2 separate regions of the Homo sapiens genome follow, and region 2 is linked to region 1. Evidence: chromatin loops called from intact Hi-C (ENCODE). Cell type or tissue: mammary epithelial cell. All regions are shown on one strand. Each heading gives the region's core, and the rest is flanking DNA. Links, peaks and the distances in the headings are about the cores only.

Region 1 (6,397 bases), core at 1,821-4,320:
TCCCTCTGCCACTCAGGAGGCTGAGGTGAAAAGATCACTTGAGCCTGGGATGTTGAGGCTGTAGTGAGCCGTGATTGTGCAACTGTACTCCAGCCTGGGTGACGGAGTGAAACCGTCTCAAAAAATACAAAAACCAAAAAATACATCACCCAAATAAATGTAAAATTGTATCTTTGACATAAAAAGGTAGAAAGGAATTTGAAAATTTCTAACCCGAATGTGAGGACACTATATTTTAAACTAAAAAGCATAGCAGATACTTTGTGTATCATTTATATTGCTACTATATTGTATGACTAATACAACTATTGAAGGCCATTATCAAATAATTTTATATTAAATTATGTAAGTAACATTCCCATTATTACAGTGCCATCTACTGGTATATATGTGGTGGCTTCCCAGCTGCCAGTTAAGAATTTCTTCTAAGAGTGGATGTTCCATGCTGTTACCACAAAAATGATAACTGAGGTAATGCATTTGTTAATTGGCTAGATTCAGCCATTCCACAATGTATATATATTTTAAAACATCATGTTGTATGCAATAAAAACATATAATATTGTTTGTACATTAAAAATGTATTTTAAAAGGTTGAAGATATTCTTAATTTAAAATGCAATTAATTGTGGTTCTTCTGTAAACAAAAAATAAGAAAGATTATGTCTAGTGTGAGGTATTTGTTTAAACACTATAGCTAATTCTAACATGTGCTTTAACATGGATTAATTCCTGAGGACATTATGCCAAGTGAAATAAGCTAGTCACAAAAAGACACGTACTGTACAATTCCAATTATTTGAGGTATCTAGAGTAGCCAAATTCATAGGAAAAGAAAGGAGAATGGTGGTTTCCAGGGGATGTGGGAGAGGAAATGAGAAGTTGTTTAATGGACATAGAGTTTCAGTTTTGCAAGATGAAAAAATTCTGGAGATTGGTTGTACAACAATGTGTGAATGTACTTAACACTACTGAACTTAGAAATGGTTGAGCTGTTAAGTTTTCTGTTATGCTTTTTCACCATGATAAAAAAGAACTATAGCTATGTTAAAAATTCCCTTGCTGTACTTAAGGCTTTAATTTGGGACAAAGGGCCAGAGACTAGAATGAATCTTAATGACCCTGATCAACAATGATAAGTGGAGACTCATTGTAACCAGAACAAGTTATTTGAGTTTGCCACCAGTAGGGGAAGACATTCATTCTAATCTGTCAAATCCATTGTTCGTTTACAAAAAGAGTGGTCTGTGGGAATGTGAGTAGCCTTGATTAAAACATCCAACTTCAGCCTCCTTAGCTTTAGTCTCTAACCACCTGAGATAGAACGTTAAAACATTCCCTTGCGTATTCAATACTTGCATGCCTTCTCAGAGCAGTTCCAGTGGCACAGAGAGGTAGGTTTGGTGAAGGTGGGCTCAGAAAGATGCCCACTTACTGTTAGTAGGAGGCATGAAAATGGAGGCAGCTGATAATAAATGACTCTTTCAAAAATGTGGCTAAAAAGGGAAGGAAAGAGACAAGGAGGAGCTAGAGGGGTCACGGGGATGAGGAAATGAAGATGGGAGAGAGGTTATAGTAGACAGAGGGAACAAAGCTAGTGGAATGAAGAGAGGGAAGATGTAAGAGAAAGGGGGTGGTCGTTGATGGATCCAGGCCCTAGAGAAGGCAGGAAGGGTGACATCAGGGGCACAGGTCAATATTAAATAAGGAGAGAGGGGAAAGAAGGTGGGGGACTAATGCAGGCAAATGTGTTGGTGGAGATGGGAATGTGGGGAGACTCTTATACAATTACCTCAAATTTTGAAAAATCCTTACAAGAACTTGTGAATTTGATCTACCCCTTATTACTGCTGCTCAAAAGAGTAGGAACCTAAGGCAAAGAGTGGTAAGATAAGTTACTCGAGTTTAGTCTATAAGTAGCGACAGATGTACTAAACAAGGAAAATTCCACCTTTCTCCTTCATGGGGCTAGGACGACAATCAGCCCACATTCTCCCACTCTGCAACTGCTGGGTGATAGTGGGCCTTGCTGGGACCTCATGCCACTATGCTCCCATTCTAAGGTGACGTTCCCTCCTCATGTGGGCTTTCCTTGAGGCAGGTGTGTGAGTCGGTGGCTCACTCATAACTTGCTGAGTAGCTAAAGAGCTGATTTAGTGTAGGAATGTTGTGTAAATTTCAAGCCTTGTCCTTTCGTAAATAGTCATTGCAAAGACAAAGAAGGTGTATTTAACAAACTTGAATTGTTTCCAGGTCACCCATTTGCTGTAGCAGTGTTTGAGGATTATGTGTGGTTCTCAGATTGGGCTATGCCATCAGTAATGAGAGTAAACAAGAGGACTGGCAAAGATAGAGTACGTCTCCAAGGCAGCATGCTGAAGCCCTCATCACTGGTTGTGGTTCATCCATTGGCAAAACCAGGTACATACTGGAGATGTTACACAGTCTTTCCTTGGCTGGAATCTGCAACTGTTTTAATTGTTTGATGTCATGCAGTTGGCGGGGGGGTGGAGGGGATTTTGTAACTTTCACTAACTGTGTAGATGTTAAGATTTTCTAAGATTTAAGTTTGTTTAAGACAATCTGGTAGTTTGGTAATTGGGGCTTTATCCCTCCAATTTCACCTCTTTTCTTGAACAACTTTTACTTACCTGCTGCATTTCGAAGAGCCTTGGGTTAAGGCAGGCAATTTAGACACCGGCAGTGGAAGCTTCTGTCGACACTTGGACCTTTCCATACCCCTGAGGAGTGAGCAAATGGAAAAGGCATTTCACATTTTATAGTAGCTCTTCTTTCTGAATTGCTCTTTGTCAGTTTGACTAGATGATGAGTCAGGAAATAAGAATCACATTTGACTAAAGAGCTTCTTGAAAAAAGTGCTGGCTATACCCAGTACTAATAAGGTAATAACATTCTGGGCTTATCTTAGAATCAGTGGCTCCTTGGGGGAACTCTTCTGAAATAGCTATTGATATACCCTCTATTTAGATACACTGCATTTCTCTCCCTAAAAGCTATAGCTCCCTAAAAGCAAGCTGTAGACTTGCATTAATGGCATCCTTTTCATCTTCAAACCCACTTGTGAATTTGTTTCTTTTCTCTACTAGGAGCAGATCCCTGCTTATATCAAAACGGAGGCTGTGAACATATTTGCAAAAAGAGGCTTGGAACTGCTTGGTGTTCGTGTCGTGAAGGTTTTATGAAAGCCTCAGATGGGAAAACGTGTCTGGCTCTGGATGGTCATCAGCTGTTGGCAGGTAATATAATAAATTATGTGGCAAATTACCTAACGTTGGCTCAGAAATACAGCTGTACATCAATCTTTATGCTTTTGCTGATTTTGAATATTTTGGATGTTAAAAGTTCTCCTGTTTTTAGGAATGCTAAGAATTTGTTTGTTTATTTGTTCTCTTCTGCTGAGTTTTGAGTTCCTTATTACAGGCAAAATTCAATTGACCTCTAGTGGTAACAGTCTTAAGCTCCAAGCCCTCCACCTCCCCATTTATAGTGGAGTGGGTCCCAGGCTTGGAAATAAATGCCAAAATGCTATCACCTCACAAAAATGTTCAGCGATATTTTGTTTAGAAGTTTTATGTCCTCAATTTTAGAGGTAGTAGTATATGATCTCTTATCACATGACAGGTCTTAATAAGAAAATCAAAGTCCTTTATAAAAAATAACTTCAGGATATCAGACAAATGTGGGAAATCCAGCCTGAGAAGGCTTGTGATGTACTTTTTTACAAACTAGATATGACTTTGAGGAAGAGGAAGAGTAAACCAAGTGTGAGGTATAACCAGTAGTACTTATTTGCCTCCCTTGAATGTGCACCCAAACAATCTGGGCATCTGTGGATTCATCCCTTGATATCTTTCTAGCAGAAATATACCAAAGATAATTTACATTTTATTAAATTTTTTAAAAATTTATATTTATCTGGTAGGCATGGTGTAAATATAAGTAAAGTAACAGATTGATGAAAAATAAACAAAAGTTATGCAATGAAAAAAAGAGGCTAGTTTCAGCTCACAATTCAAAATTTACTTATGTTTTTCCTCTAGCTAACCATCATAACTTTAGTATGCACTGAAAGAATTTATATGCATTTCTTATTTTATTACATAGAGTGTTAAAAAGCTGTGTAGTCAATGGTCAAGAGTTTTAAAAATTAATAATTCTTATTGATTCACAACAATCTTCTTGTGAAACTGGGTTTTATTTTTATTTTTTGAGACAGGGTCTCCCTCTGTTGCTCAGGCTGGAGTACAGTGGCATGTTCATGGCTCACTGCAGCCTTGGCCCCACCCAGGCTCAAATAGCTGGGACCCTACCTTAGCCTCCTAGTAGCTGGGACCACAGGCATGCACCACCATGCCTGGCTAATTTATTTTTATTTTTATTTAATTTATTTAAATTATTAATTATTAATGTATTTAAATTATTAATTTATTTTATTTTATTTTTATTTTTTGTAGAGACAAGGTCATGCTATGTTGCCTAGGCTGGTCTTGAACTTCTGGCCTCAAGTGGTCTTCCCACCTCGGCCTCCCAAAGTGCTGGGATTATAGGTGTAAGCTACCCTGCCCAGCCAATTTTTTTTTCTTTTTCTTTTTCTTTTAATTTTTTTGAGACAGGGTCTTGCTCTGTCACCCAGGCTGGAGTGCAGTGGCAAGATCTCAGCTCACTGCAACCTCTGCCTCTAGGGTTCAAGAGATTCTCCTGCCTCAGCCTCCCGAGTAGCTGGGATTACAGGCGTGCACCATCATGCCCAGCTGATTTTTGTATTTTTAGTAGAGACAGGGTTTCACCATGTTGGCCAGGCTGGTCTCAAACTCTTGGCCTCATGTGATCCACCCGCCTTGGCCTCCCAAAGTGCTGGGATTACAGACATGAGCCACCGTGCCCGGCCTTTTTTCTTTTCTTTTCTTTTCTTTTTTAATATGAGTGTGTGGCAGTGAAGAGCTCAGCTACTGGTAGAGTTTGCTGTCATTTCCTTTTTCCATACTAAGACACCAGCTGTTGCCCACATTCCTTTTGCCATATCAGTACAAATGTGAACATGGTGGAAAAAGGCAGTTAACTTTATAGTATTATTATGAAAAGAATTATGACTTTAGGGACATTCTGAAGGATGAGCCCAGGGTTCTGTGGATCACAGTTTAGAAAACTGCTGTCTTACAGAATCCATTTCTCCCCTGTTCTGAGAGTGGGCAGTGCGAGAATCTTATGCCTGTATTAAATCATGACTTTTTAATGTCCTTTCATATTATAAGATGTAGGTAAAATCAGGCTAAAATAAGCATGAAAGCAGCATAAAGGAGGAAGCATGTGTATGGAAGACAAGTTGGGAAGATCATCTATTTTGTCCTTAATAACCGTGGGCTGTGATTATGAGCTGATCATGTCCCTGAGGGTTTTGGTATTTTACTCTTGTTTTTTGCCAGTACCTGAAAGAGTCCTATCTTTCTTCCGTACTGGTTCCTTATCCCCCGAATCATTAAGTGCTCAGTGAAAATGAGAGGGTGTGGGATAGCAGGGTGAGGTTTACTAAGTTACCAAGACCCTGACAGTTTCTCTGAATCCTCTTACTGTAAGAATGAGTCTGAACTCACAACCAATGAATAGTCGTAAACATAAATGAAATCAAACTTTTTTTTTGAAACAGAAAAGCTAAATTTAATTGCATCTATTGACCTTCAATAGGTGGTGAAGTTGATCTAAAGAACCAAGTAACACCATTGGACATCTTGTCCAAGACTAGAGTGTCAGAAGATAACATTACAGAATCTCAACACATGCTAGTGGCTGAAATCATGGTGTCAGGTATGAATAACTAGTTCTCCAATATACCTTTGGTTCCAACAGTTTCCATCCTACCAATGAGAAATTTTGAATTACCTTTCTAACTTAATATTGCCTAAGTTCTACACAAGGCTAATGAAACCAAACCTTGGACTCAAGTCTGTCTCTTCTGAATGATGTGCCTGAGAAAGATGGCTGCATATTAGTCTGGACATAAACAGGACACCTTGAGAGTCTTTGGGTGTGAGTCTTTGTTCTGTGAAGAAACAAAGTAACTTGGAAACAAAAGTAAAACACAGGACAACATATTTGAATGTATTTCCATCCACCCCTGATATTTTTGGTATTTGGTCCACCTTGCTGTTTTTCTATTAGCCTGAAAAGTTGATAGTAATTGATAAACAAATATAGGTTGAGCACTTCAATTGCTGCAGAAAGTCCACAAACAGCAAATGTTGGAATTCTTTTCTTCTGTGTTGCACATTTGTCACTAAAATGCCAAATCATGTGTTCAGTATGTAACAACTTTAGGGAACTTAAGTCTTTCTTGTTCCATATTCACCTAGGAGGTCAGTGGTTTTTCCAGCTGGGTTCA
Region 2 (6,397 bases), core at 2,536-5,035, 550 kb before region 1:
TGCTCTTTTAGTATTATAATAATCTCTGTTTTATAATCATAACCTAGAAAACACCAGGCCATACAGAGTCAGGAGCTGAAGGGACATGGTGAGAAGTAACCAAAGGACAAGAGTGTGAGCCCTCTGTCACGCCCGGATAAGGGCCGCTTGAGGGTTCCTTGGTCTAGCGGTAAGGTCAGTGCCTGGGAAAGCACCCATTACTTGGCAGACCTTGGTCTAGCGGTAGGGCCAGTGCCTGGGAAGGCACCCGTTACTCGGCAGACCTTGGTCTAGCGGTAGCGCCAGTGCCTGGGAAGGCACCCGTTACTTAGCAGACCGGGAAAGCGAGTCTCCCTTTCCCCGGGGGGAGTTAGAGAACACTGCTCCACCAACTCTTGTGGGAGTCCTGACATTAGCCAGGCCTGCCCGCAGTCATCTGGAGGCTTAAACATCTGTGGTGCTGTGCTTCAGTGGTCATGCTCCTTGTCCACTTTCATGTTCTGCCTGTACACCTGGCACCTCCTTTTAAGTTCTTAAAAGATAGCAGTAACAAAATTAGTGAAAGTACTAAAGTCTTTGATCTTCCTGATAAGTGCACAGAAGAAATGCTGACATATACTGTCCTCCCTCTCTGCTTCAGCTATCACAAAGGGAAAGGCCCCCCGTCACGTGGACACGTGACTTGCTTGACCTTATTAATCATTTGAGATGACTCAAACTCCTTACCCTGCCCCCTTGCCTTGCATACAATAAATAGCAGTGTGTCCAGGCATTCAGGGTCACTACCAGGCTTCGCGCATTGGTGGTAGTGGTCCCCTGGGCCCAGCTGTGTTTCCTTCTATTTCTTTGTCTCATGTCTATTTTTCTACAATCTCTCATCTCTGCACACTAAGGAAAAACCCACAGGCCCTGTAGGGCTGGACCCTACACTACTAAAAATACAAAATTAGCGGGGCATGGTGCATGCTTGTAATCCCAGCTACTTCGGAGGCTGAGGCAGGAGAATCACTTGAACCTAGGAGACGGAGGTTGCAGTGAGCTGAGATTGAGCCATTGCACTCCAGCCTGGGCTACAAAAGCAAAGCTCTGTTTCAAAAAAAAAAAAAGAAGAAAGAAAAAGAAAGTATAGGGCATTAATTATAGTAACTTGTGCACAGTTTCATCATTTGTGCCAAATGATCATGTAACAAAATTATGACTATGCCTATTGTGTATTATGTGTGTGTGCACATTAACTATCAAAATGTCCATATTTTGTATCTGCAACAAACTTATATATTGGCAGCAACTACAGCGCTATTGGCCAATTACAACAACAACATGAAACACAGACACCGAGAGAAGAAACGTTATCTAAACCCAAAGTGTGAGTGTCTCAGAGCACATATTTTCCAAATGTCAGTTAACAGGGAAAACTAACAGATACCATAACCAGTGACATTCCCTCCCTGCCCTGAATTATGGTGAAAGTGTATGAATTATATGCCCCATTTTCAGCTATACAATTTAGAGCTCCACTGGAGTTCTGTGGAAGACCAAGTGAGGAGCTTTCAGTTTTGGAAAGTAGATACTCATATGACATAAATGGTCTAGATTCAGGAAAAAGAACAGCTAGGCCTTGGTGATGGCTTCTGAATGCAGTTTGTACAATTTACAACTCAAGTGTCATGTGATATCATTTCTGTGGGGATTCTCGTTCAAAAATAATGAGACTAATGTTGATAAACGATCGAGATTTTTATTATGAGTTTCCGTAAAGGTGTAACACAGGGGTCTCTCCCAGAAAAATAGAAAGTAAAGCTTCCAACAATACTTCTCTATATCTCTCCTCCCTCCAAAGTTCCCTACTTATGACGGCTGCTAAAATTCTCCTCCTCTTTCAATCTCCCAATCCTTCCATGTTGTTATCTCACAGTTTTCTTTCTACCCTGTTCACTACCTTCTTCCCACATGGTGTAAAAGTGAGAAGCTTCTCTTGTACCCCTGCCCACCAACCATACATAGAAGACAGCTAATGGCCTCCCATTTCTCTCTCTCTTCTTGGCAAGAAGCATGTAGCATCCCCTACAAAGTATATTTTTCTCCTCCTGAATGATTTTTGCATGAGACATTTTCTTACAGAGAAATTCCGGGGACTAACATTCTCTACTTTGTTTTATGTATATATAATAAAGTATATAATATACATATAAAACAAAGGTGTATATATAAAGCCAGATATATATATCTGACTCATTGCAGCCTCAACCACCTGGGCTCAAGCAATCCTCCCACCTCAGCTTCCTGAGCAGCTAGGACTACAAGGCTGTGTCACCATGCCGGGCTAATTTCTAATTATTTTGTAGAGATAGGGTATCTCTATGCACCCAGGCTGATCTCAAACTCCCGTCTCAAACGATCCTCCTGCTTTGGCCTCCCAAAGTCCTGGGATTATAGGCATGAGCCACCACACCTGCCCCTTCTACTCTGTTGTATTTAGAAGGAGAGAATCTTATGGGAGAAATTCCTGTTTTAACTTGTTTTAATCTATTACATAGAAACTGTCTACAGGACTATACTAGATTTCTACTTTTCGTTAGTGAAGAAGAAAGTTGTTATACGGAAAAATCTTTTAATTTTTTCATTTTTTTGAGACAGACTCTCACTCTGTCGCTGTGCTAGAGTGCAGTGGCACGATCTCTCCCTATGTTTTCTCCTATTAGTTTTATAGTTTCAGGTTTTTAAGTCTTTAGTCCATTTTGAGTTGATTTTTGTATATGGTGTACCACAAGCTTTGTAAACACCCTGCCATCATAGTGGTGCTCTGACTTATCAATATTCTTTTTTAAAAGTGTGTCCTTTCTAACTGAATTAGTATGTTCAACAATTTTATTTATTTATTTATTTATTTTTGAGACAGAGTCTCACTCTGCTGCCCAGGCTGGAGTGTGTAAGTGGCACAATTATGGCTCACTGCAGGCTTGACCTCCTAGGCCCAAGTGGTCCTCCTGCCTCAGCCTCCTGAGTAGCTAGGACCACAGGCACACGCCACCACACCTGGCTAATTTTTTAACTTTTTGTACAGACAAGGTCTCACTCTGTTGCCCAGGTTGGTCTCAAATTCCTGGGCTTAAGTGATCCTCCCACCTTGGCCTCCAAAACTGTTGGGATTACAGGTGTGAGCCACTGTGTCTGCCCCAACAACATTTTTTGTCTAGCTTTTTCTCTTTTAAAGAAACAGTTGTGTTTTACATTTTTCAGGTAATTGAAGTTTATCCTTTCAACTAGTAAAAAAAGTTTTAAAACCAATCCTTTGTAACACAGAAATACCCCTTCGTATGATCTTTTAACTTAGTTTTATACATAAAAATAAATCTAGGCTGGGCATGGTGGCTCACACCTGTAATCCCAGCACTTTGGGAGGCCAAGGCTGGAGGATTACTTGAGAGACCAACCTGGGCAACACAGCAAGACTTCACCTCTACTAAAAATTTTAAAAAATTAGCCCGGTGTGGTGGTGCACTCCTGTAATCCCAGCTGCTTGGGAGGCTAATGCAGGAGGGTCACTTGAGCCTAGGAGGTCAAGGCTGCAGTGAGCTGTAATTGCACCACTGCATTCTAGCCTGGGCAACAGAGTGAGACCCTGTCTCAAATGAATGAACGAATACATAAATCTACCTTCTAGAACCATAGTATAGTAACTTTGTCTCCTTCCAGCAGATGGCACTGAAGATTGTGCACAGTAATTTAGTAATTTTAGTCTAGGGCAGTGCTTCCCAGCCTCTTCATGTTATAACATAGCTAGAAAATAAGGATATTTTTGTTGGGTAAAAGACAAGGATGCTTGCAGCCAAAGGAGACTAGCCTGAGGATCACTTGAGTACCCCCTAGTTGTCCCAATGTCTGAAGAGGATTAATATCTTAATACATCTTTTAATGAATTGCACTCATTCAGTGTGCCCTGGTGTAGTGGTGCCCTGATGTAGGTCATCTTTTTATTAATTTGGGGCCTATTATGAGTTTATGTTTTAAAATGTGCTTTATAAATATTAATCCCAACATTGATGTCAGTGAGAAAGCAGTGAGAATTTTGAAGGTGGTAGTAAGAGTGATGTGAAGATTAAAAAAGCAGAGATTGAAAAATGAAAATTCATAGTAATAAATATACAATAAAGTGGTATGACCCAGTTGAAATTGGGAACAATTCTGAAAAGCAAAGAGTGACTCATGCCATATGAAAATGCCATTTGCTATGGACTGAATTCTGTACCTCCAAAATCCATATGTTGAAGCCCTAACCCCACATGTAACTATATTGAAGAGAGGGCCTTTAAGGAGGTGATTAAGGTTAAATGCAGTCGTAAAGGCAGAGCCTTGTCCAATAGAACTGGTGCCCTTATACCGAGACACCAGACAACTTTCTCTCTCCCCATCTCTGCCTGCCATGTATGGACCAGTGAGAAGGTGGCCATCTACAAGCCAGGAGGAGAACCTTTACCAGAACCTGATCATGCTGGCACTCTCATCTCAGACTTCCAGCTTCCAGAATTGTGGGAAAACACATTTCTGTTGTTTAAGCCACCTCGTTTAAGGTATTTTGTTATGGTGGCCAAAGCAGACTAATTCACCATTTTTATATAACAATAATCAGTAAGAAGAAAAGTAATTGACAAAATGTACACACTGTTGACCATGTGATGAGAGGATCAGTGTCAACTCTGGGCACCCATTAACCCATTAGGAGATGGTTCAAGTATCTTAAAGGCCTAAGAAAGTAAAGTTATGGAAAGCAAGAGCGCTAGGCACATTTTAATCTGTACAACATCAACATGAGTGGTAGCAGGTGTGAATATACGCCAGCTGCTAAGAAGTTCCTTTAGGCTCATTAAGGAGGGGCATTTCCTTCCTTAAGGGACTTCAAATGTAAATCCAACAAAAAATGCCCTTTGGAACCTTGCTACTCAAAGTGTGGTCCATGGATCAGCAGCATCAGCATCAGCATCACCTGGGAGCTTGCTAGAAATGCAGATTCTCAGGTCATTCTAACCCTACCCAATAAGCATCTTCATTTTAACGTGATCATCAAGAGATTCATATGCGCCTTAGTCTGGGTTGCACCACTATACAACTTATATCAGTAAAAAGAAGAGTAAGCTTTGTTCTAAAGTTTCAAAGGACTGCCTCACTTTTCTGTTTTCTGGAAATGCATATGTGGCTTACTCCGAACTTGTGAGTATTGGGACTTACGAACAATGGAAATTTTGGAACCTAACCTGTTCATATGTAAGAGTTTCTAAAGTTCCAAAATGGGTTCTGTATTCCTCTGGTCTTCTGAAACAGAGTACAGAACATAATTTAATTTTTCTTTGCAATTGAGGACCAAATCTATGAATATCTGTTTTGGTCCTGATATATGGTGATGTCATAAAGCGCTTTCAAGTTATAAAGCAGGTGTTCGGTATGTGACAGTTCCCTTCACTTTATTTCCTTCAGAATACTAGGTTATAAATTTCTCAGATGGCAGAGACTTGTGGACTATGTTTATCATATTTCCAGTGGAATACATAGGGTTGTTCAATGTAACTAATTGTGTCAGAATACCGTGCATTTTTAATTCATTTTTCTAATTGTCTTGTTTTTCCTGTGCTTATTCTGCCAACTAATAGAGATTGCTCCTCTCAAACTACCTATATTAACAGCATTTCCTTCCCTTGCCTTGTGATTCATAGTTTCTAATCTGCTGTGGACTAGTTAAGTGTCTAACTACAGAAATTACAGCATGTCTGAAACAACAGCCAAATAGTTTATGTGACAATCAGAGAATTTCCTGTAAGTGCATGCACTATTGTTCATGAGTTGACTATGTGGTAATTATTTGCCAATAATCTCATCTTTTATTTTTCTTTTAGTATCTTAGTTGTGTTTTAGACCACTGAAATGTAAATGAGAGTTAAATGACATCAACATAAGTGATCAAATATTATTAAAGTCAGTGAAATTATTTATTCTCATGATAATGCGTGGTGAAACTCAACTGGAATGCCATAATGAAAAGAAGAAACAAAGATTCACTAAGAGCAAAAAAAAAAAAAAAAAAACACAGCCAGGATTGTTTTTAATTCAAGAAATACAAATACAAGTCAGTAGGAATATATAGAAAAGTTTCTGCATACCTTTGAAAACAGACCATATCTTATTCATTTTTGTATCCCCAATACCTAGCCTATTATAAATGTAATAAATCTGTAAATGGATCAGATAAAGGAGGAAAAAGCAGAAAACTGTTTCTTCATATTGGGAGATGGACACCTAATAGAGAATGCCACTAAAAGGGAAGGAGTGATCTACAAACGCCAAATGTGATTTACAAACTAGAGAATAAAAACCCTAGTGAGAAATATGGAAAGCCAGGCTACGATAAAGAATTGACATTTCTTGG

What was found. Peaks named below come from ENCODE experiments on the same cell type or tissue, not always from the same donor. Only the 100,000 strongest peaks of a DNase experiment are listed, where the experiment ranks them.
Region 2: a loop joins it to region 1, with 7 times the contacts of the local background. A loop is called at or near these places in 98 of 110 quality-filtered maps.

Annotation. Positions count from the first base shown.
Region 1 is chr4:109,977,719-109,984,115 of GRCh38, forward strand. It overlaps EGF (epidermal growth factor), which reads left to right. Exons shown (of 24, transcript NM_001963.6): 14 at 2,254-2,421; 15 at 3,108-3,257; 16 at 5,704-5,823. Among named protein-coding and RNA genes, the nearest start is that of EGF, 68 kb to the left of the region's middle. RefSeq lists an enhancer at 2,121-3,320. In mammary epithelial cell, for the core only: no CTCF peak of the experiment used is centred there; a DNase peak (open chromatin) is centred at 2,783; H3K27ac peaks cover 1,124 bases.
Region 2 is chr4:109,424,027-109,430,423 of GRCh38, forward strand. SEC24B-AS1 (SEC24B antisense RNA 1) reads right to left here. Exons shown (of 3, transcript NR_039978.1): 3 at 5,937-6,397. Among named protein-coding and RNA genes, the nearest start is that of SEC24B, 6.6 kb to the right of the region's middle. In mammary epithelial cell, for the core only: a CTCF peak has its summit at 3,679 (motif pointing right); no DNase peak of the experiment used is centred there.